Linked DNA regions of Mus musculus: all the other regions are linked to region 1. A link is a loop called in an ENCODE intact Hi-C map of the cell type or tissue named here. Cell type or tissue: heart. All regions are shown on one strand.

What was found. Hi-C counts contacts between places; a loop is a spot of excess contacts. Peaks named below come from ENCODE experiments on the same cell type or tissue, not always from the same donor. Only the 100,000 strongest peaks of a DNase experiment are listed, where the experiment ranks them.
Region 2: it touches region 1 in a loop (5-fold over the local background); 4 of 42 quality-filtered maps call a loop at or near these places.
Region 3: it touches region 1 in a loop (2.7-fold over the local background); 3 of 42 quality-filtered maps call a loop at or near these places.

What each region holds. Positions count from the first base shown.
Region 1 is chr14:122,979,559-122,987,558 of GRCm38, reverse strand. It overlaps Tmtc4 (transmembrane and tetratricopeptide repeat containing 4), which reads left to right and starts at 4,276. Exons shown (of 18, transcript NM_028651.3): 1 at 4,276-4,387. In heart, a CTCF peak has its summit at 4,379; DNase peaks (open chromatin) are centred at 4,158 and 4,808; H3K4me3 peaks cover 2,067 bases; H3K27ac peaks cover 1,866 bases.
Region 2 is chr14:122,908,297-122,916,296 of GRCm38, reverse strand. Ggact (gamma-glutamylamine cyclotransferase) reads left to right here and starts at 3,132. Exons shown (of 3, transcript NM_145466.2): 1 at 3,132-3,196. Gm46488 (a long non-coding RNA gene) reads left to right here and starts at 5,426. Exons shown (of 2, transcript XR_001781477.2): 1 at 5,426-5,486; 2 at 6,305-6,511. It overlaps 4930594M22Rik (RIKEN cDNA 4930594M22 gene), which reads right to left and starts at 3,267. Exons shown (of 2, transcript NR_155287.1): 1 at 3,005-3,267. In heart, a CTCF peak has its summit at 3,129; a DNase peak (open chromatin) is centred at 3,206; H3K4me3 peaks cover 1,543 bases; H3K27ac peaks cover 1,147 bases.
Region 3 is chr14:122,481,930-122,489,929 of GRCm38, reverse strand. It overlaps Gm33769 (a long non-coding RNA gene), which reads left to right and starts at 6,940. Exons shown (of 2, transcript XR_383798.4): 1 at 6,940-7,452. It also overlaps a transcript of Pcca not described here. In heart, no CTCF peak of the experiment used is centred here; no DNase peak of the experiment used is centred here; H3K27me3 peaks cover 5,702 bases.

The DNA of each region.
Region 1 (8,000 bases):
GGAAATTTCAGGGACCATCTATTGGTTAAAGTGCCTAGTTTCTAATTATAACATTCCTGATGCTTCAATTTAGAAGCTTCCAACCTTTCCAGCCCATTTTCTGTATGTGTCTGTGCTGTCCTACATTCTCTAAACACAGAGCTTTCTTTTGTCTGAAAAAAAAGAAAACACGGAACTTTTGTCTGTGCCAGGTTTTTGTTTTGTTTTGTTTGTTTTTGTTTTGTTTTTGGTATGTTTAGCTTTGGCTACAATGTTGACCCTACCAGTCTCTCCAGTTAGATCACTTACCTCTGACTGCATTTGTTTCTGGTCACAGGACTGAACTGCATCCTCCTGCCCACTTGCAGCATGGCTGGCTTACTCCAATGGATTGGGAATGTATATCACTTCCAGGCACTTCCCATCTTCTCCACATAGTGTGTAGAAACTGGAAAGCCAGGGCTTGAAGGCAAAGACTGGAGCCACAGCATGGGTAAAAGGCCCTGAGTTCATTAGTGACTGTGTGGAGCATGCTACACATCTATGACATGAAAGAAAGGGTATTTTTTGCTGGACGAAGTTCCTGAGTACATGGTTCATAACAATATTTAGCTTTCTTTAAAAAGCACTTCTGAGACTGCTCTATTTTATGGCACTTTTAGACAATGACCCCTCTGTCATCTGCACTTCCTTTCTAGCAGTTTCTAGTACTTTCTAGGTACTCACCATTTAATTGTTTAGCCTTATGAGTACAAGTTTGCGTGTTTTGTCTCTCTTTCTGGAATGTACATGTTTGAGAACAGGTGTGGAGATCTCTTGCCACTCTTTAATCTTTGCTAGGTGGACTTCAAGGGTGGGTGCTGCTACCCACTATACACTCTTAAGTGGAACTTTTGTCGAGTGAGCTAGGGTGAAAAGCAAAAAGGGAACTTGTGAGACTGGAGAGGTGGTTAAGAGCCTGTATTACATTTGCAGTGGAAACAAATGTCCAGAACTCCAGCTCCAGGAGATCTGACACCCTTTTAGGGCTCTGTGGGCACCTGCACCTACACAGTTATAAATAATCTTGGTTTTGGTTTTGGTTTTGGTTTTGTTTTTGTTTGGTTTGGTTTTGTTTTTAAGTCAAAGAGGCTCCGAGTTCCTTATCTTCTCCTTTGGGTCAAGGGGATCTCATTAAGACTTTAAAAATGATGTGTTTATAAAAAGATAAACAGAGAGGGGGTTATGTTCTATGCTGGGGAGAGGGTGTGGGGGTGATGTATTGGGGGGGGGTCGGGAATGTCTCAACGGACCCATGCTGAGGCTTCCCTTCCCCCTGAGGGACTGGCCACATGAAAGTATAGTATAGAGTTTATTCAGGGCATGGGGAGGAGAGTTAAGAGGGTAGTAGAGGCAGAGAAAGGCAGAGGCTGGCCATGGCCATGAGCACGTGGAGAGAGGGGAAAGGGAAGAGAATGGGGAAAGGGGGAGCAAGAACAAGAGAGAGGTAAGAGATCAAGAGAGGGAGGAGGGGGCAAGCATCCTTTTTTATAGTGGGTCAGGCCTACCTGACTTTTTGCTAGGTAACTGTGGGGAGGAGCATACCTGGCTGTTGCCAGGTAACTGTGGGGGTGGAGTTTAGACAATGCTAACAACAACAACAACAACAACAAAAACCCCTAGTCACACTAACTGAATCCACCTAAAATGTAAACATTTCAGAGCTCAACATGTTAAATGCCAAACACTATAACCATTCCCTAAACTATAACCAAATCAGCTTTGGTCTAAAATGTCCTAAAACCCAAAATTGATAACCACTCCCCAAGCTGTAAACAAATCAGCTTCAGTCCAAGATGTAAAAATTGATGATTTATAAGGCTTTAAAGTATTTTAAATTCTCTATTAAACATTAATTTCAAATCTAATGTTTACTTAACTTGTACATGTAGTAGTGTGGAGGGTATGGCCTATGGGGCTGAAAGGCACTTGGCAATTAGGATGTCTACATAAATTTGTCTTTCAAATATGTTTTGTTTACTCATACAAACATTCATTATAATACCATGCTAATATAATATCACGCTTAGACATATCATGGAGCAGGAGCAGTTGTTTGGGCAGAAACACCATGTACAGGGACGGATTCACAGGGAAATCTTCTCATAGGCTTGATCTTCATCCTCCATGAAGTCCTTCAACTGTGGCAGGCTGGGGATGGCACTGAAGGAGATCCTAGGAGGTCCTTGTGAGCATAGGCCAGGAGCCATCACAGGTAGGCCTGTGTGGGCCCAGTGACACACAGTGCCAGAAGTTCAATGGTCACTGAGGCCAGGGCCATACACAGTCTCAAGTCTTCTTGCTGATGGGAATCCACACTGAGGTTAGAGAAGCCTTGTCTCTGGAGCAGGACAGTTTGATCCTAGAGTAGAGACCACTCCCAATCTTTCAATTTATGTATTACTTCATTAGATGGTAGATTTGTGCTATCAGGGTTCACAGATTGTGACTAGTTGACCAGCATAGGAAGTGTCTACCTTGGGGAGTATTTCATTAGCTTAGTAAAACCTGTCCTGGACTTGACTTGTATTCAAGCTGCCAGGTGGCCAGCCTGGAGCTTGTAATTGTGGCCTGGCTCCTATCAGAGCTGCCTGGTGGCCAGTTTCTTTTTGCTTGTTTGTTTGCTTGCTTTTTTTGTTTGTTTGTTTTTGTTGTTGTTGGTTTTTAGAGATATTGATTTCTCTGTATAGCCCTGGCCGTCCTGGAACTCACTTTGTAAACCAGGCTGGCTTCGAACTCAGAAATCCGCCTGCCTCTTGGTGGGCAATTTCTATCTCACATACATTGCATTATTGCAAGTCGCACAAAATTGTTACTAAGTTACACAATTTCTTTAAACTTATATTCCTAACAATCAGTCAGTTGGTGGAGGAGGCATATAAAGGTAGAGGCACTTATAAATCAGGACCTTGACCATTCATTAGATGCCAGGACTAAAGCCGACTTTGGTTTGTGATACTCTGGCTGTCACAGACCACCAGAAGGAAGGCAGAGAAAGCATGACGGATGTCTTACTATTTGAGATGTGGTGGCATATACAAGGGGAGAAGCTAAGTGGGGAACTAGATAAATAGGTTTGAACTCCGAGAAAGCAAGGAAAAGAAGTGTAAATCTGAAATGTATTGATTGGAGTGTTGGCAGCAGATTAAATCATACAGGGAAATTTGTGGAGTAGGAGAAAAGGATGAGGCTTTTAAAACTCTTAGCGATCATTCAGGGCAGGCAAGCCAGTCAAATAGACTTGGGGGTGGGGTGGGGGAGGGGGACAGGAGAGAGAAAAGGCAATAGGCATAAAGAAGAGGGCATTTTAAGGAGGAGGAAATTGTGAGATGAGGTAGCATTGGGAAGCAAAATGTCCTCTGGCCTTAGTAAGGGCAGAAGACAGCAGAGGTGACTGGCAAATGCAGTTTCCCTGAATGAAAGCCAAATGAATGAAGTTGGAAACAGCTGTGGTTGGGGGTGGAGGTGGGGGTGGGGGAGGGGAGAAGCACTCTGCTTCAGCGATGAAGGGCAGCGAAAGGCAGGGTGACACATAGAGCAGAGGAAAGCTTGGAAGTCACTTGGTGCTGAGGATGCGGACTCCACTCCAAAGAGGGAGACAGATCAGAGACTGATGCTTTGAGGAGGGTCGGAGGTCATTGAGGTTTGAGGTCTGTAAGTCTGGTAGTGGAAAGTACAAAGGTTTTTTCTCTTGAAGGTGGCAGCACAAATAAGTACTAGGAGTGGAAACTGAGTGGGTGACCTTCCCATCAGGAGGGAGGTGTAGCACCTAGTGGTCGTGACTGTATGGCACTGCTCCAAAGGAGGCGCAGTCCTGAGGTTGCACGGCCTTAGGAGGAGGAAGTCACTTCCCGTTTCAAAGGGAGAAAGTGGGGACATTTCTTCAACAACTTCAGACAGAAAGAAGCGTGGAGTTGAGATTTTCTGCAGGGATTCCACAGCCCTCGGCGGAACGTGCGAGACAAGCCAGGAATAGGCTTAGAACGCACGGATCCGCAGGGAACAGCGGCCAGGCCCGGGAACCGCCGCTGCTGCTTCGCGTCCCAGCTGCGCTTTCTCTTCCCAGCAAAGCCTGTCTGCCCCTGCGCCTCCTTCGTGGCGAGCGCTCTGTTCCGACGTCACTCCGACACGGACCAATAAGCGGAAGAGGAGAGCGTGAGTGATGGAAAGGGCAACCGATGGTCCCGCGGCGGGAGGCGGGACTAGACGGGAGCGGGCAGCCGCGAGTGGGAAGCGGCGCGGCGGGGGGCGGGACGCGGCGGGGTGGGAGTGGGAGGGCAGCCCCTCCCCTGGCGGCGGCGGGCTGGGGAGCCGCCGGAGTTTAAGCACGCGGGAGGGGAGATGAGATCGCGGCTCGTGCTCCTTGCAGGTAAAGCGCGGGGCGGCCCGCTGAGGGCCGAGCGCAGCTGCAGGGCGCTCGGAGTTGGGCGCGGGCTCCCGGGCTCTCAGCTGAGCCGCCAGCCCTGCGCTGGGGCCCGGGGGCGGCGCCCGAGCTCTGCACCTCTACTAGAGTTAGCTCCGACACTCGAGCTGCCTCCCGCGGACGCCGCCCCGGGCGGTCTGCGCCTGGGTAGAAGCCGCACCCCGGACAAAGAGCGCGCGGTAAGGGTGCGCGCCCCGAGCTCAAGCTCCGGCACTGCCCTGCTACGGCCGAGGTCGCCGAGCCAGACCCTTGCCTGCTACTGTCTGACCCAGCCGTGCAACAGCTTTGTAACCCGGGAGTCCACCGGGTGCAGCGGCCACCTGGCCGCGGGGTCCCCGCGCCTGGTCGCCAGCTGGCCAAGGCACGGGCGACGGCTGGACACAGCCGGGTAGCTTGGCCGCCCGCCCAGGGTTACACGGAGAGCCACCCAGCAGAGCCAGGAGTGCCAGTTACTCTACGCTCAACTGTGGAGCAAAGCTGGTACCACTGGCCTGGGAGCCTGGAACGGCTGCCAGGAGTTGGGGGAGCCAAGCAGGTGGTGTAGCAACCGCCTCACCTCCTGCGAACTCCACGGGGAGTCTGGGTTGTTGATGTTGTGACTGTGGGCTGTTTGTGTTTTCTTTCTTTTTATAACTACACACAAAAGAAAGGAGGAGTTAGAGGACAGATATCTCCACTGAATCATCCACACTTTGCTCTCTCCCCGTGAACAGATGGATGGGGAGAATTATAGTAAGGATTGACTGGAACCATTTTTGCCCCTTGTACCTGCATCCCCCGAAAGCTGTGCACTATAGGTGGAACTGGGGCAAAGTGAGGTATGCTCGCCCACCTGGGTGGGAAAATGGTTACATGCTAGCAAAGTGGAAACTTTCTGAGGCAGAAATTCTGAATGTGAAACCTCAGATGGGCAGCCACTTCTTGAATTAGGAAGATGGGTCACAACAGGATTCACCTTACTCTGCTTTTGGCCCATCACTACAGAGGATGGCTGGCTCCTTTGCCTCTAGCACAATGTGTGCTAGCTCTCTCTGCATCGTGCCAGATACGGGTGGTCAGAAACTATCACATTATTTAATCTGATTTCTAGAGGCAAGGTTGCCCTCCATCCTGAAGGGCAACTGGCCCTGGATGCATTGCCCTTAATGTAAAGGACAAGAGGCTCTCCATGCCTGTGGAAGAGTCTCCAGTTAGGTGGCTGCAGCCGGTTCCCCGTTTTCCCGGGGTGAATCAATTAGGTTGGGTCACTCTGCCTCATTGCAGCCAGGGCTGCTGTGACCATTGTTATCGGAAGCTTACAGTTCACAGCTCAGTGCCATTTAGCCTCTGGGGAGATATTGTTTGAGGTCTTTTTGACCTTTTGATTATTGACAGATGAATATATTTTAACCCCCTATAAAACCGAGGCTTAATATTAAGAGTTTGAGTATTGGGGATGGAGACTACTGGTTTGTTCCACATTGAACCTCTCTAAGGAGCCAGTTCAGAGAGTTCAGGAGACACCAGAACACAAGCTTTGTTACTGTGACTGTCTCTTCAGACTACTAGTAATAGGTTCAGTGTAGATGGGTCATTGCTGGAACTGGAGCCACTGTGCACATCCTGTTTAGCACCTCCTTACAGTGAGCTACCATCCAGGCTGTGGCTGAGGAGCCATGGCTCCCAGTCAGGGTATAACCTGGAGAAGACCATTAAGACATGTTGCTTAGTCAGAAACAAAGTATTCTTTCCTATACCCTGACAGGGATATGAAGATCTCTGCCACCTTGTGGGGCATGGTTTCATCTACCCATGCACCAGGCCTTATTTGTAGAACAAGGGTCATTTCCTATTGGAGGAAGGAGAGTTGGAATCAGGGTTATTTGTGTGGTGTGAAATTTGTATAGGATGCAAAGTCTCCTTGCCTGGGAAGTCGTATGCTGTAGATCTGCCCAAAAGAAGGGTTCCTCTTATTTGGTACACCCTGTCACCTGGTGGGCAGTGCTGGATGTTAAACCGCACCATGAGCATTAAGGCAGGTGATCAGGAACTGTGAATTGGTCAAAACAGTAGAGACTAACTAACTGCTTGTATTGCTTCACTCAGTCCTTACCACAGCCTAAAGACTGTTCCTTAGGGAAACAATGTAGCTCAAGGAAATGTAGCCACCAGTTCATGTGCATCTGTCTCCAGAATCATTGCTATGGACTGCTGGAGTGGATTCTGAGAACATCACATGGCTTTCTAATGCATTATGACTTTTTTGCATTTTCTGATAAAAGGCATGTTCTGGACTGTTTGGCTATATGTGCAAAGACAAGCCTTTTAAACAAATGGGAGCATTTGAATATTTTCACTGCAACAAAGCAGCAAAGGCATTGGACTTAGGGGAAGTCCCCTGACAGAGCAGAGATGCTTCCATGAGATGGCAAGAGCCAGTGAAGACTGGGCATAAGGGTGGAGGATAGAATGCCTGCACCATAGTGTTCTATGGTTTTGGTCCCCACAGGGGAAAGAGATCAATTTGACATCAACTCATTCATTCAGTTGACATCCCAGAAATGAGAACCTGGTCCACCAGGGCACCGCAGATGTTGGAGACCCACAGCCCATCCTACATAGATGTGTGTTGTTGCTTCAAAACCAAAATGATTGGCTTGGGCTGTGAATGAGTAGTCAGGGGAGGACAGTGGCTAATTTAAGAACACAGATTACTTCATCAATCAGTAATCATACAGCTATTTGAACTTCCTAACAAACTGATTACATATTCAAATGTTTACGGCTCAGCCTGAGAATATCAGAACTAGTTATATGGCCTTTTGTAGATCTCACGTACTCTGTTATACATTTAAAATTGGCATAAACCATTTGTTTTCCTGAACATTAATTTTCCAAATCAAAGAATACATTTAGACCTTTGCTTTTTAAAGTCATGGTGTCTTCTTTTTCTAAAATTTGAAGTAGCAGGAGTAATTTCTTTGCTAGAATGTAAAATAGCAATCAAGGTGTTTGTGATGACCTGACTACAGTTAGAATTTAAACAGTGGTTTACATTTTTCAGTGGAAAGAAGAAAGCTAGAGAAAGTGGGTGGATTATTCCCCCAGCACTTGCTAAGAGCAGGCCTTACATCAGGCAGTGATGCTCAGGGGACAAGCAGAAGAAGAGTCAAGGCTTTTGTGTCTGTATTGTAAATGGACTCTGCCTCTGGAAAGGATCAGTGCTGCCATGGAAAGGTGTTCCCTGCTGCCCGTCACCCTGTAAAAGGTGATTATCCGGACAAAAGCCCTTTAAAAGAAATGTCTGCGGCCTGAGATTCCTATTTGGTTGACTTGTTGATTTATGTATTTACTTGAAGATCTGGAACCAAATATACTCAGGCTGCATCCCAGTCAAGGGACTGGGATTTTCTTTCACTGGTATGAAAGATGAATGGAGGCTGTCTTCTTAATAGGGAGGACCAGAGCTTTTACAGCAAAAGCTAGTACTAAAGGAGATATTCCAAAGACTGTTCAACCTCACAGAAAGTATAGTGATAGCCAGCCTCCTCCAAACATCCATTAAACCCCAGGGACTCAG
Region 2 (8,000 bases), 71 kb after region 1:
TGAATCTAAGCAAAAATTGCACGAGTCCTGAGTTTAAATTAAATACTACAGATGATGTTGAATTTGTTATGATATAATGTAAGGACTTTAGATTTTTAAGGAAGATATACAATGCTGGATGTGGAGATACACAGCAGGAGAATGGTGAGCTTGAGGTCATACTGGACTACATAGCAAGTTCCAAGTCAACCTAAGCTACTTAGTGATATTTAGTAAAGGGAGTGAGGAAGGGGAATAGGTCTCATGGTGGCAGGCATGGGGATATCCCAACATCTCTAAGCCTGGTCCAATTCAAGGCCGACCTAGATTTCCTTGGGAGCTTAGCCAGGTCTGTGGGTCTACCCAGCCTGGTTCTTGCCTTCCTGTTCCATCACCCCTACCTGGTGGGGATGAGAAAACAAAGTTTGTCAATGGAGAGAAATGTTTGTCAGGGCTACCTTTGGAAATGTAATTTGCCATACACATCTGCAATAGTGTTTATCCACTTCTGGACTACCCTTTGGTCAGAATCATAACAAAGGCTATGCTAAATACCCTGCCTAGCAAGTGTCATGCCATTGGAGCATTCCCTCACTGTTACACTTGCACCAACTGACTGACATCAGGAAACATGCCATTCCTTTCCCCAACTTGGTCCCATACACAGCACTAAACTTCAAATGATATCACAGACTTCCACTTTTATATATTCTGGTTACCTCCAACTTTAAAATTCTAAATTTCCAACCCGTTTGTGGTAACTTGTGATTGCAGCTCTACAAAGGTAACTCAGTAGCAAACTCTCAGTAACACCACTGTGAGATTAGCCAATCATATCAGAGTGTGAGACTTCTCTCTCAACAATGGGATGAGACTCAGTCATCACCTACGCCTGAAATAATGAATGGGAGCCATCTTGGCCCTAGTGTGCTTAGTAGCTTAGTTTGGTTCTTGGTGCACCCATTTTACAAAAAGAATTGCCTCGTTGAGATACTTGGACTTTGTTAAGGTGAGGGGTTTTGTTTGTTTGTTTTGCTTGTTTTTATGAGATGCTAAGATGATTCTTTGCGTCTACCAAGCTTTCATTAGTAAAATGGGAAATAAAACTTTTCACAGAAGTATGAGGAAGTTTAAGTAATACATAGACATAAGAGCAAAACACATTTTAAAAAATTCTAAAAACATTCTGATAAAGTATGTATGGAGGGCTGGAGAAATGGCTCAGCAGTTAAAAGCTTCCACTGCTCTTCCAGAGGTTCTGAGTTCAATTCCCAGTGACCACATGGTGGCTCACAACCATCTATAATGGGATCTGATACCCTCTCGTGATGCATCTTTAGATAGTGACAGTATACTCATATACACTAGTTAGATAGATAGATAGATAGATAGATAGATAGATAGATAGATAGATAGATAGATAAAAGTAGTTGCATGGTAGAATTTACTTTTCAGCAAACAAGGTGATAAGGTTGGAAGAACTTTGGAACAAGACCATGAATCTCAGGGTCAGCTTTCTTGCTTGTGTGGTGGTTTGAATGAAAATGACCCCCATAGACACAGAGTGGCATTATTGGAGGTGGCCCTTGTTGGAGGATGTGTGTCACAGGGGCTGGGCTTTCAGTATCTCTCTCTCTTCCTGCTGTCTGATTATCTGGATGTACAACTCTCGGCTACCTAACATCATGTCTGCTTTCATGCTGCCATGCTTCTCACCATAACAATAATGGACTAAACTCTAAAATATAAGCCAGCTCCAGTTAGATGGTTCCCTTTATAAGAGTTGCTGTGGTCATGGTGTCTCTTCACAGCGATAGAAACCCTAACTAAGATATCATAAGTCATTTTTAAAGGTTCAGTGACTATCAAAGACAGATGAATCTGATTTTACCATATTTACCTGGAACCTGGGATTAGTTGCTTATTTACTTTGTGCCCCAGTTGCTTCCAGTAAATACAATGGGACCACTACTGGTTTTATTGATTTCTCCACTGTAAAATGAGATTGTGGTAAAGGAGTAACTTCAAGCATACTTAGACCCTTAACCTTCTTCTTCAACGATTTAGTTTTGTAAATTAGCTTGCCGCATTATGAGTGGCTCTGAGACTTTCGTAGTACTGCTTTGTTCTTCTCTCCATGCCTCCTTCCCTCATCCCTGCCCATCTTTGATGTCATGTGTAATCCTATTACTCCCTGTTTCTCCCCTTCCCAGGCCCTCCTTTAAGACCCCATTTTCCTTCTCATGGTCCTCTTTCTATAAAATTGGTGGTTTATAAATGTGATGATTGTTCAGGGTTCTTGTAGACTTGGACATCTATTTAAAATACAACCACTTCAGCATCATTTGATGCTACGTGAAAACCAAGAATATAACACGATTTCAAGTACTCCACATACACAAAGTCAAAGGGATGGGAAATGATGAAAGGAAAAGCAGTAGTCATATAGTTAATTTGGGTCTCGATGAGGAGACAATGGGTCTCTAGTCTCACCATCTCTGTGACGTTGCTTTCACATCCCGATAGGGACATATAGAACTCTCCAGCATCACGCCTGCCTGCATTCTGCCATAGGAACATCCTTCCATGATAAAGATCTCTAGAGAAAAAATTGCCCTCAGCTTTTGGTTCTCATACATCTTATGTCCTAAGGGTAGGATGTAGGGGAAAGCTAGTTCTTCCATTAGCTCCTAAACAAGTTTTATTTTAAAAAGAGTTGGTAAGTAGGCAGAATTGCTACAGTTACCTGTATCCCGTAGGGATATGTACGAGCAGATGCGATGCCTTAATTGTCCTGTGGAGCCTTCCTCAGATCTGAGTTTAGCATCACCTCAGTGTCTATGTGAAGGGGTGAGTCTCTCTGAAGTAGTGAATCTTAGGCGTGTTTGGGTCTAACGTGGAGTCAAAGCATGTGTGATGTAGAGCTGAACCTGGTGGGAGCAGTCGAGCCCGTGTCTGGTGGTGGGAGTGGTGGTGGGGAGCTTGCTTGCTTGCATTTCGGAGGAATGTGGCTTCGGGTTCTTACCTGCGCGGTTCCGGCACATGGGGAGTGGCGTGCGCGCTGCCAGGTGCGCTCCGTGGCGCTGCCGGGGCGGGCGGAGCGGCGAGAGACCAGCAGGAGCGCCGCCCGGGGCGGTTTGGTTGCGACACCCGCCCAGCTGGGCATTTCCGCTCCGTGGTCCGGGCGCGCTCCTCGTGATTCCCCCGACCGCTGCAGGTGAGGCGCCGAGGCGGGCTGGGACTGGGAGCCTGGGGGCGGCTTAGGGACTCTGTCACCAGCCAGCGAATGTCCGCTAGCGTCCCGGCGTATGGGTCTGCCTGGCGGAACGCGCTGGGCGGAGCGCGCATTTGACCCCCCACCCCCACCCCGGAAAGCTGCCCGGGCGGCCCGTGCTGTGACTGCTACCGGAGCGGAGCTGATGCTTGCTCTCGCGGGACAGACAGCTCCAACAGGTAGCTTAAGATCCTAAGGGAATGTGGCTAGCGGTTTTCAAAAGAAATGTTTTTTTAATTTTACTTTAGGAGTCACTTATGTGTGAAGAGTCCAAAACCTGAAAAAGAATCCTAAACCAACTTCTGTTGGTCCGTTTCACATCTGGATTTCCTTTGGAACCAGTAGTAAAACGCCTGGAACTTTGGCGATCCATCCCTTTGATTCTATCCGTGGTTATTATTGCTGTTTAACTCTAATCAACGAGTTATAACGTTACAGCCTCGCTTAAAACCCATTTGAGGTGTGCGTGTATTTTAACTTAGCTTAACTCCAAGCTCATTTATTTATGTTAAAAGATTTCTTCTAATTGAAGTCTTTCTCCTGGTCTGTTTCCTGTAACTGAAGTGCTTGCTAAGTGAGGAACTCTGCAGTTTGGCCTCATTTTCCTGAACCTTCTCTGAGAAGTCCCTGAGTAAGCAGGCCAGACTTCAACAATAGAGGGCATTTTTCTCTAAAAGCTAGTTTGCAAAGTTAATTGGTGGATTTTTTTTTTTTTTGTACTGAACCTTTTATTTAAACTAGTGAACTTACAAACCATGTCCTTAGCATGCAAAAGGCCCAAGATTGGCTCTCCAGCACTGGAAAATAAGCAGACCAAGTTGGGATTAGGAATGTGGCTCAGTGGTAGAATTCACCCTTCTGTGTGAAGTGGTGAGCTGGACTGACGTCTGTCTGTGGTGGTCATTAGTGGATGGCAGTGTGTGGTACAGAACCAAAACCAAAACCAAAACCCTGCAAAGGTTAATTTTTTTTAAGTACAGGATCAAGCCAGGTGTGGTGGCTTATGTCTGTGATTCCAGCACTCAGAACGCTAAAGCAGACCATCCTGGGATATGCAAGATCTTACATCAAAAAAATATCAAAACCAAAACAAATAAAAGTTTCTTCTTTATCTAGTAAGAACTTTTGAGAGCTCCAGTTCTGTCTGTCAAAGCTTGAAAAGGAGTCATGGGATGACTCTTTATTGGCCTTGGCCAGGGTCTTGTTAGGGGAGAGGACCCTCTGCCCTACAGACTAGTGCTGTCATGTTTGAAGAGGGACATGGTCCATGGGAAGGTAGCAATAGGAAGACGACATCAAATGATCTTAGCAGCCTTCTCTAGAACATTCCCCATCTGAAGCCAGTAAATACTGGAAATTTTATTTGGAGACTCTGAGCTAACAATAACCACCCAGCATCTTGACTAACACTCATCCTTCAGTCAAAGGCTTCCCTGTATTGTCCCACCCCTATAGCCATGGGTATCTATCTCCCCTCTTTGTCCTAGTGGTATGCTTGCTGGGCATCTGTTTCACCTGTTTCAATGCCACATTATTTGGTAATTTTTATGTGCTATTGACTCTTTGCTGGACTTCAGACTCCAGCTAGATAAGAACTACCCTATGTTGTTCATTCCTGTTGACCCTAGTGCCTTCTACATAGCCACAGAGTAGGAAAAAGTAACATTTTGAGATAGGCTTAGTGAGAGTTGAAGAGGAACCAACCAGACATTGTGCATTTGTTCAAATAATTACATCTGCTTTATAAGAATAGAAAATGGTTTGTCCACATTTCTAGGGTATACTTGACAGAGAATACCCAGCCACTGCCAGTATGACAATGTGTCCTGAACATCAGCTTCCTAAGGCAAGAAGCTAGTAGATGTGCTGGGTGTGCCACTCTCTGGTTGGCTGTGACATACTGTTGGATATATTGGCTTCCAGAAGCTGAGTTGTCTGCCATCCCTTACTAGAATCTCTGGTCACTTTCCCCGTATGCTAACTGGCAAATGTCTCAAGCAAATTCTGAACTCCAGTGGCCCTAGTGTCAGTACATAGGTTGAGCATTCCTAATACAGAAATTTGTTATGCTCTGAAATCCAAAACTTTCCTAAGTGACAAAAGTGTTGGATTTCACACTGTTTGTATTTCAGGTTTTTATGTTAGAAATGCTTGACATTAACTCTTCAATTAAGTCACCCCAAAATCTGAAAACTTCCAGCATCTAAATAATTTCTGGTCCCATGGGTTTCAGGTAAGGGCTACTCAGTCTGTTGTTGTTGTGTGGTCTTTGACTGTAACAAAATCACTAGTGACAAATGGATAGATACCAGACATGGTGTTCACCATGTGGTTGCAGAACGTCTTTGAGTGGCTGTTGTGAGCAATGCTGTGAAGGAATGGGGGACAGGGAGCCCCATCACTTACAGTACCATTATTACTGCCAAAAGGATTTTATAGAATTTATTTTATGAGCACAAAAAGTTAAATTATCAAGAACATCAGTTACAAGCCAGGCGTCATTAACACACACCTATAATCCCAGCATGTGGGAGGTGGGGGCAGAGGGATCAGGAGTTCAAGGTCAGTCTTGGCTAAATAGTGAATTTGAGGTCAGCCAACTGCAAAAGACCTTGTCTGATAAAAACAAAAGTAGAGCAACTATAAAACTGTTAAGTAGGAAACCAATGTATGGATTTCTTGTGTTGATGAGTAAATTAAAAAGGAATTAGCATTTACCAGAGACAGCTATATGCCAGACATGATTATATCTGGGATGCATTCTGTTACTTGGTTCAGTTTATTCTGTGATTTACCCTTCTTTCAGATGGAAATGGACAGTATTTGAGGGCTAGAGTCTCACTTATTTTCTTCACATGAAAGTCATTATTTGCCCTTTTTTTCAGTGCTATAACTGAAGTTCAGAAAGATGGGATGCTTGAACCATGGACAGGCACTCAGACAAACAGTTGGCTTTTCTTGAGTGTAAAGTGCAGTGCAGCTTGTTCAAAAGTCTGTGTTCTTCTGTTTTCTTTAGTTATTTTGATGCAGGGTCTTTAACTTGTTTTCTAGGCTGGCCTGGACCTTTCAGTCCTCCTGACTTGGGTTCTCAAGTGCTGTGACTCAGACATGCCTTATCACACCAGGTGTTTGTTCTTGTGTCTACCCCGCACTGGCTCCTGCTGCCAGAGTAACACTAAGCACGTCTGATCTGAAGGACATTGGTACACTCCTGGGAAATTGTGTTGTCATAATAAATTATAAGTAGAAGACATTGTATTACGTAGTGGCTCTTGTCATGTTCGTTGCAGACATGGGTGATTTATCTGAGTCACATTGCAAGGCTTGATCAGAATTTACCCACTCCCACAGGTGGTTTTTCTACGAAGACTCCTGTACCTCCCTATATTTTGATTCCCTATTTGCATCTTTTTTCCTTCTTCCTGCCTGCCTGTTGGACCAGCATAGTTATAATCATTGCTGGACTTTGTTCTGTCTGTAATCAAACTAAAGCTGGGAGCTGCTCCCAGCTTTCACATAGGCAAAGGGGCAAAGTTTTGGAGGCTGAAAACTGTTGGAGGGAGTGGCCTTTATTGTTTGAATAATCTTGTGGTGATGAAAATAATGATATTTTAAAGGGCAAATACATACTAAACTTGAAAAATCCTCTTTTGTGATTTGAGTTTTAATTTATCTCTCAAGTGCTGTGACTCAGACATGCCTTATCACACCAGGTGTTTTAGTTGAATTCAACTTGAGGTAGTACAAGCTCTGATAGAATGTGAATTCTTTAGGGAAAGTGAAGAAAAACAGGCTTAATTTTGAGTTTGGTGCTTTTAGTTTAGGTTGTTTTTTTTTTTCTTCTTCTTCTTCATTTTTTCCTTTTATTGAAAAAATGTTTTTTCTCTTACAATATATCTTGATTACAGTTTCTCCTCCCAACTCTCCTTCCTCTCTGGATCTACTCCCTTTCTGTCTCTCATTCGGAAAACAAAAACAAACAAACAGACAGACAGACAGACAGACAGAAAACCAGGCTTCTATGAGATAGCAGCCAAACATAACAAAATAAAAATAATAAGATGAAGCAAAAGCCATCAATCACACTGAGGCTGGACAAGGCAACCCAACAGAAGGAAAAGAGCCCCAAGAGCAGACACAAGAGTCAGAGACCCACTCATTCACACACTCAGGAGTCCCATAAAAATACTAAACTGAAAGCTGTAATTTATACTCAGGCCCTGTGCAGATCCATGTAGGCCCTGTGCTTGCTGCTTCAGTCTCTGTGAGTTCATATGAGTCCTGCTTAGTTGACTCAAAGGGCCCTGTTCTCCTGGTGTCCTCCATCCCCTCTGGTTCTTAACACTCTTTCTGCCCCTCTTCTCTGGTCCCTGAGCTCTGAGGGGAGAAATTTGATGACATCTCATTTAGACTCTCTCTCCCTATAATGTCTGACTGTGGGTCTCTGCTTCTCTTCCCATCTGCTGCTGGAGGGAGCCTCTCTGACGATGACTGAATGAGACATTGATCTATGTATGAGTATAACAGGATATCATTAGGAGTTGTTTTAGTGATACTTTTTTTTAGGACCAGTCGTGTTTGATTTTTCAGCTAGGTCTCTGGGCTATCTAATCTTGGTTCTTGGTCACACACCAACTCATGAAGTGGACTTTAAGTTGGATCACACATTGTTGGCTACTCCCACAAGTTCTGTACCACCATTGCTCTAGTATATCTTGCAGGCAGATCAAAGGGTCTGTGGCTGAGT
Region 3 (8,000 bases), 500 kb after region 1:
GACCTGTTTCGACAATGTACCTTGAAAAGGAATACATTGTGTTATTGTGTTAGTTTGCTACAAACCTATTAGAAGAAAAATAGCGTCCATCAGGTCTAACAAAACGCATTTGTATTATACGCACTTATCTGCTTCAAATACACTTCTTGGCACAATGTCTAGGATTCAACTAGATCATCAAGAGCTGGACAGAAGAACACATACCAGTTAGGTAATGATACACAGGCTAAAAATAATAATAAAGAAAGGCTTACTCAGGCCATAATTGCGACTTTTTATTTTTGATGAAGATGCAAACAGCCCTACTTTACATTAAAAACGTGTGGGTTTCTTCGACAAAAAAAAAAAAAAAAAAAATTAAAGATTTGTATCGTGTGACTATTGATCCAGATCCCACAGTTGGAACAAATCTGATCCATTTTCGATAACAATTTGTTTCGGGGAAGGATGCAGGGCAGAAATATAGTATTTTAAAAGCAGAATTAAACGGCTCAAAGATCCGGGTTCTTTAGGGAAATGTGTGAAACAAACAAATCGAAAGCAAGGGTTCCAGCCAAGAGGTTGGGGAGTAGCGCTGCCTAGCAGCAGGAAAGGAAGCACTTCTTGGAAAATCCTCTCTTAAAAATGAATTTAAAGTTTGTTTTAAAGGCATTTTGAACAGAGAGTGAAACTTGAAGCATAGAAATAGGTGGCATTTCAGCGACATGCCTACTGTCTCTTGTACTTCAAACTTTAAGGGGAAAAAAAGAGTCAAATGATGAAGCTAATTTCACTCTGAAATTACTTAGTAGAAAAGATAGCTAAAGTGCTATGCACCCTCCAGGCATCTGCAGAAAACCACGTGCTTTCTAGCCTGCATATTTGGTTTTTCAGCTGCAAGATTGTTGAGAACACAAGAGAATGGTAGGTTGCTAACAGTTCAACTGCATGAGGTAGAGAGAGAGAGAGAGAGAGAGAGAGAGAGAGAGAGAGAGAGAGAACTGACATAAGCTACAATAGCATCCTATGTAAAAATCTATAGTTAAAACTAAATGAGATATTTTGCCCAAATAACTTATTTGTTACATTTCTGAATTAATAAGTTATTGCATGAAAATTTTAAAAAATGTTATTCTGTAACTTTAGACAATGTTCTTGCTATTTTTACAAAATAGCTTGTTAGATTCTTCCAAAAAGCAATTTGAAGTCAGGTGACTAATGTAACTGATCTCTTCATTTGAAACATTTTCTTTAAAAGTGTGTGTGTGTGTGTGTGTGTGTGTGTGTGTGTGTGTGTGTGTTGGATAGTAGTATAGATATAAGTGGTACTTTAAGACTTTTCACTGATAGCTCCATCTCACTGTGTCCAAATCTAATTTTTAAAGCTATTTTATTTGGATTTCAAAAATGGAAATGAAATCCTCTTCCTCAAATTGCATATTATAAAATGAGTTTCTCAAATGTATAAGTTTGACAGAAGAGTAGACATTTTTAAGTTTGACCTTTTTTATTTTACATATACACAAATATACCAAATATAAAAGGACTTTTTTAAAGTCTGTGATTTTCAACTTTAAAAAATATTTTGGGGGTGCTAAAGTTAAGTTTTACAGGGGATGTATATTCGATGTATTTTAATTTGAAGAGATTTTTCAAATCAGCAAATATTTACTAAACAGAGCCTTTGAAAGCCCAGCAAAGGAAGAAAAAGCAAGAGCCTTGCCTTGAAGGTAAACTATGATCAGACTCTTTGTGTTGTACATAATCTTGAAAATCTTCAACTCTCCACCCTTACAAAGGATCTTCAGTAGGATATGAAGACTAAGTATTTCTATTTATTTCTCTACAATTAAGAATATGCATTATGGGGCTGGAGAGATGGCTCAGTCGTTAAAGGCTAGGCTCACAACCAAAAATATAAGAATATGCATTATGATTTGTCTCTACTTAAAGAATAAAAGATCAAATAAACAGATTTCTGTTAACCTTTCCATTTTTTTAGAAGTTATGTTTTTTATTGTTATTTTCTTATTGCTGATACCTAAAAAGAGTTTTAACATTCATCCTAAGCAGCATCTAACGTGAAAAATTTTGGAAAACGTGTTTTCAAAGTACATACATATTTTTGGTTTGCCTCCAGTTAGTAAATGAATTATCATGTCCAATTTCCTTTTGGAATTTGCTTGCCTTTTAGCTCAGAGGTAAGGGGAGTGAATGGGATCAATATATTTTAAGCTTGTCTGCCACACAAGATTATTTCAATGCCATCCTTTGCTGTTGTGTCTCAAAACACAGTGGCCAAGCCCACTGCCGGCCGCCCAGACATTCAGCCGAATCCACCCCTGGGCACAGTCTTCAGAAGGAAAAGATTCGGCTTCCAAAGTTGATTAAAAACAGCCTAGAAATGTCTGCACTCAAAGACATGTGTGGTTGAAGAGCCCAGTAAACTGCTGCAGAGAGGAGGTAGCTGGGGTCTAAGTGTGCTTCACTGGGGAATATGCGGGAGCTTAAAGCAAATCAGATAGACTACAGAAGGGTATCATGTCCACCAAAACCCACAGGTAAAACTCACTCTGTATGATTTGAGTACTGAAAGAGACTGGTTCATATTCTCTCTCTCTCTCTCTCTCTCTCTCTCTCTCTCTCTCTCTCTCTCTCTCTCTCCACCTTAATTTGAAAGAAAAGGAAATGTACACACAGCAGAGACCTACAGAGATATTTGGAAATTGTGGACTTGCTTTGAGTAACTAAGAGACCTTTTGTTTCTCATTTGGCAAACACTTCAAAATATACTCCTCCCTTAAAGTTACCTCCTGGAAGATATAATTAAAAGGCAAGAACTAAGACAGAAAGTGAACTAGGAATGAGGCATATATAGCTTGGTGAATAAAACAGGTTTGTCAACTTCTTCTTCTTGATGATATGTTATTTTCTAGCTTATGATTTTTTAAAAAAATAGTAAGTAAAATCTAAAGACATCCAAACCAGAATCCAATCATGAACAAAAGTGGGAGGTTTTCTGACATGCTTCCATAATAAAATAAAAAACTCTGTCTATATGTGACTGTGCTTCAGTTCAAAATTTGATTCCAGAAACTGGTGCAAATTCTTACTTTTTTGTGTGGCCACAGGAGGAGGAAAATATGATACATTGGGGGATTTTACAGTAGAGCTGTGTTTAGTTTTAATTTTCCTGCATTTTAAAATAAACACTTTGACCAAAGCATGTTTGATCTTTGCAAGAAGGAAGTATACATTGTGAAGGAATGTGCAGAGGTTGGGTATGAAAATGGGGTTGTGACTCACAGCTGCAGGCAGAGAAAAAAAAAGGCGTTGTAGTGTCAGCCAGAGGTGTTCAGTCTAATAATTCAAGCTGTAAACTGTATCCCCTAAAATTACCTACATAATAAATCATTGTGAGAAGAAAAAAAGTTTAGACTAAAAAGTGTAAGTGAAATAAAATCCTCAGGGGAGTACACTGCTGGGACCTATTACAATGATATGAAATTATTTTGTCCAAAACTTTAAGAATTAGAATAATGCTCAAAATTGCTCTAGCACAGTTGATCCTTCCCCCCCCCCCGCGCATAGATTTCAACACATTTTAATATACCCTACCCCAAAAATGGGTTTCCATTTTTTCCTCTTTTAATCACACAGCCAAACTGTTTTATGAGATTTCCCATCTATTAATACAATTTGGAGGGAGGGGTCAAAATACCTTTGTGTTTAAAAAATCAGTTACAACTAAATTATCATATACACATCGAGAATAAGGAAGACAGACGTCCCTCTGAAATTCCCCTAGGTTCCTGTCTCACGTTTCAGTATTGCTCATAGGTACCAAAGAAAACACTAAATTCATGAGAGCTAGTGAATTAGCTTGCCTATACTCAGTGCTTCACTGGAAAACTCCGACACTGCGGTTGATAAAGCCCGAGCCAAAGCCTACAGGCTTGAGAAATGAGACCATTTGGGGGATAGAATGCACCAGTTTGGAGAGGAGCTATGAAGAGGTTGGGTGCCCAGAGAAAAGATGCAACTGTCAAGAGGAAGTTTAAGGACAAGAACATACAAGTCTTCGAAACAATAAGATTGAGGAAGTCAAGAAACAGGCTTGGCAAAACCATATTGAAACAATTTATTTTATAGGATCCCCCTACATTTCCAGAATTAGTGAGCAGAGCCACTCTGAGAACAAGGACTGTTCTTGACGGCTCTTGCAGCGCTTATGAACACTGAGAAGGAGAAAAGGTAAAGCGAACAAGTCTCTTTCGCCTAAGCATTTCGCAGGAAACTAAAAGGAAGGGACGAGAAATACACAAAAGGCAGGCTGACTCCAGAGAAGTTTGCAATAAAGATTAACTGGAAAAAGGAAGTCCACAGCAATTAAAACCTCTACCCTGGCTCATTAGTATTCGTGGCCGAATGTCCAGTTCTCCTGTTTATCTTTCTCCCAGGATCAATATCCTAGCAGCGTGGGCCTGGGAGGAGCCCGAGTCCGGCCCTGCGTGAGTCTGACCTTTCGCGCCCTCCCTACAGGTCAGAGCATCCTCAGAACCACCGGCCAGCGCGGCACCCGCGCTCATTAAATCCGCCATTCATAGAAGTGCGGGGAGTAGTGGGATGGGGGCGGGGGGGGGAGGCGACAGGCAGGGAAAAGGGGGCTGGAGACAGTGGGCAGACAGAAGTAGCCAACTCCAAAGGATTCAGGAAACCACACAAACCGCTGTGGGCCCACTGGGCCCAGAGGACAAAACAAAGCAAAAAAATCCAGCGCAGTATGCACCAGGGCTGCCTGCATCCAGAAGCTGGCTCTGCTCTAGGGCAGTGGTTTTGTTGGCACCGCAACAGGTTTTGGATTTTTACTGAAAAGTAGCAGTAAAAAGCCCTTTGCTCCCATCAAAGGGAACTCAATGCCCACTTGCAGTCGTACCAGGTCAGGAGTGCTCCAGACCTCTCCAGGCCTTGGAGAAATAGCTCCGAGAGAAGCTTGGAGAAGCTTCAACTACTAAGGTTATCGCTGCTGCTGTTAACATTATTACCATCCCCATCCACCTCCTTCTGTAGAGACGCTGCTCCATTCTGCTCCCCAGGGCCACTGACTTAGCATCTGGGGTTTGGGGGACTGGGAGTGGGGGAAGAAGAGACTAAGGCAAGGGTTATTGGGTGGGCACATAGCTTTTCCATCCCCTTAATAGATGGAGGAAAAACTACTCCCTGCCACCACACACACACACACACACACACACACACACACACACACACACACCAGGAAAGTAGAGAGCGCAGCAGGTGGGTAAGACAATCTAGCCCATCACAGCCCCTGGTAACCGGCCTAGGAATGCCAACTGCAGGTATTCCCCCATCACCCACCCACCCCCACTCCCCCAACCCACCCACCCCGCCGCTGTCCTCATCTCAACCTGTAGATTCAAGAAATGGGCCTCACCTATAAGGTCAGGCAGTGGTCCCTCCAAGGACAATAAGGGGGAGTGAGCAACCGCTTACTGGTCTTGTGCCACCCACGCGCATCTCTGCAGCCCCAGGTCCTTCCCACCCGGGAGTGAACCGGTGGTGGAGAGATTCGGAAGCCACAGGAGGTGAGCATATGAGTGGATGATGTGTATTGGCATGGGAGCGCGAAAGGTGTGTCTGTGTGGGTGAGCGGCAGAGTAAAGGGACTCCCGCAAAGCCTGTCTGAAGGCTGTGTTAAGCCAGGTGGGGCTGGAGAGATGCTGGACCCAAATAGGGAGAGAAGCAGAAAGCTGAAGGAGAGGTCAAGTGTTACCTCTTCAAAAGCGGCTCTGCCCTGAAAACAAAAGGAAAGCGGGCTGGGGGCATGCTTAGTGACCTCAGTGCCCAAAGTTAGCATCTTGCATCTTGTAGAGGCGGGGCAGCAGGAGGACCCTGGCCCGGAATTTCACTGCCAGAGGTTTCCGCAGTGGCCATTCAGAGGCGACAAGGGCCCGTTTACCCCTAGTGACCCCCAGCCTTGACCATGAACTCCGACACTTGGGTTGGGCTGCCCTATAGTTGGCTTTACAGGTGGTCTCATTTGTTAAGTCCTACCCTTATCATCATGGCTGCCTTCCCCTCCTCAGGGACTCAGCGGAATGGGTTGAGGTTTTCTGATACTTGGCCACTCAGATCTAGTCTGGAAAGATCTAGACCACCCCCCCCCATAAAAAAGCCCAGCAACTATCCCCGGAGGGGAGGGGGAAGTGAGAGAGTGGAGGGAAGGAGAATGACATTTCTATGGTCTTAGTTCTGAGCTGCAGGTTAAAAATAGAAACCTTTCATTTTGACTTGTCTGCTGAGGTACTCATGGATGTATGGATGTGGAGCTGCAAATTTCTGGGGCATCAGATTATAATCAACCCACAAGTATTTATCGAGCCCTGCTTGGATCCTGAGAGGAGCTTTCCTTGCATGTTCCTATTTCAACATTTTTAAAAATTAAAAACCTATCTGAAAGTTCAACCAATTCTTAGTGAAGTGTTTGTTATTCTGAGGCCTTTATTTCCTAAACTTTGGAAGTGGGCCTAACATCCCTGGAATTATTTCTGACATGATTTAGGGGATAGTAGGATCTGAGTGTCCAATGCATACTTGGTAAAATCTCTGCCTGTCTCTAGCCTCCTATGCTACCAATGAACTCAACAGTACTCAGACATACTTTCCCTAGACCCACCAACCCAGGCAAGATCAAGTTGGATGGCCCAAGCCTTCCTAGTCTAATGCAGCGATGTAGCAAATAACACAGTGCCTGGAGAAACCCGAGCCCCCGTCCAGCCTGTGAGCTACTCTTGATCTCAGGATTTTGTGCGGAAGAAAAAAAACAAAAAACAAAAAACAAAAAAAACACTTGAGACTGAAAACATCCGTCTGAAAAAGAGACAAAGGGGATAGGGGGTGGGGTGGAGGAAGAGCCAAGGTGCCGGCAGAGGGGAGAGGAAAGGGGTCCCGGGCAGTTAAGGATGGTGTGCGGGTACCAGGGTGGCGTTTTCTCTACTGGAGTCCCGCAGTGTCCCGACTGTAACTGCCTCCCCTCGCCCTTGCCGCAAGCAGAACTGACGCGGCCCCTGAGCTGGGAATAACCTCCTCCCTGCCGGGGACTTCGGAGGACATCACTGAACTGGGAGAAGCTGATACCCATGCCCGTTATCCTTGTGGCCATTAATAATGCAGCGAGGATCACGATAATTAATAATAATAATGATGGGCCTCCCGAGGGAGCTCCAGCTGCCTCCGGATAAAGCGAATCTCGTGGTGAGAGGGACTTATTCTGTGGTGAATGGAGTTGAGCGCGAAGGGAGCAGGCTTCTGTTCACAGAAGTTCAAGTTGACAGCGGTGTGGCAAGCAGAGACACCAGTCCTGACGCCGCAGCGAACCCACAGCGAAGCTCTTGGGCCCTGAGGGAGGCCAGGACCAGCTTCAGCTATGAGGCTCTGGAGTGAAGGCAAGGGCAGGTTAGCTTTCAGGCCTATTCTGAGTTGGGGTGACGGGGAGGGAGGGAGGGAGGGCTCGGACATCTCCACTCACCCACCTAATCCCCACTCTCAACCTCATCACCGCCAGGCTCTCCGACTCAGGCGCCAAACTGCTACACCCTTTAAGTACAGCGATTCTGGCATCTTTGGCACTCTTCGCACATATACTATCTCCCTCTTCTCTCATTAGCCTCCGGAAATTCGGAGGGCCAAGAGAAAAGCCAAACAGAGAAACTGGACCAAGCCGACGGGCTGATAACTCCTGTGGACAAAGCCTAGAGGGGCTAGAAGCCATTTTGCTGGAAAGCCTTTCCCAGGGCCTCCATCGGTTCTAGGGTAGAGTAGGAAAGCACTTTTGGGGGATGGTCTTTCTAGCCCAGACCCCCTGCACGTTGTATTTTTCTGCAGAAAACTAACAATGGCGTCATAGACTTACAGCGAGCTCCCCAATAGATTTAAAAAGCAATTGCACTACCTTGACCCTGTGGAGCATCTATTTTGCTCCCATGCTCCCGCAAATAAGAAGG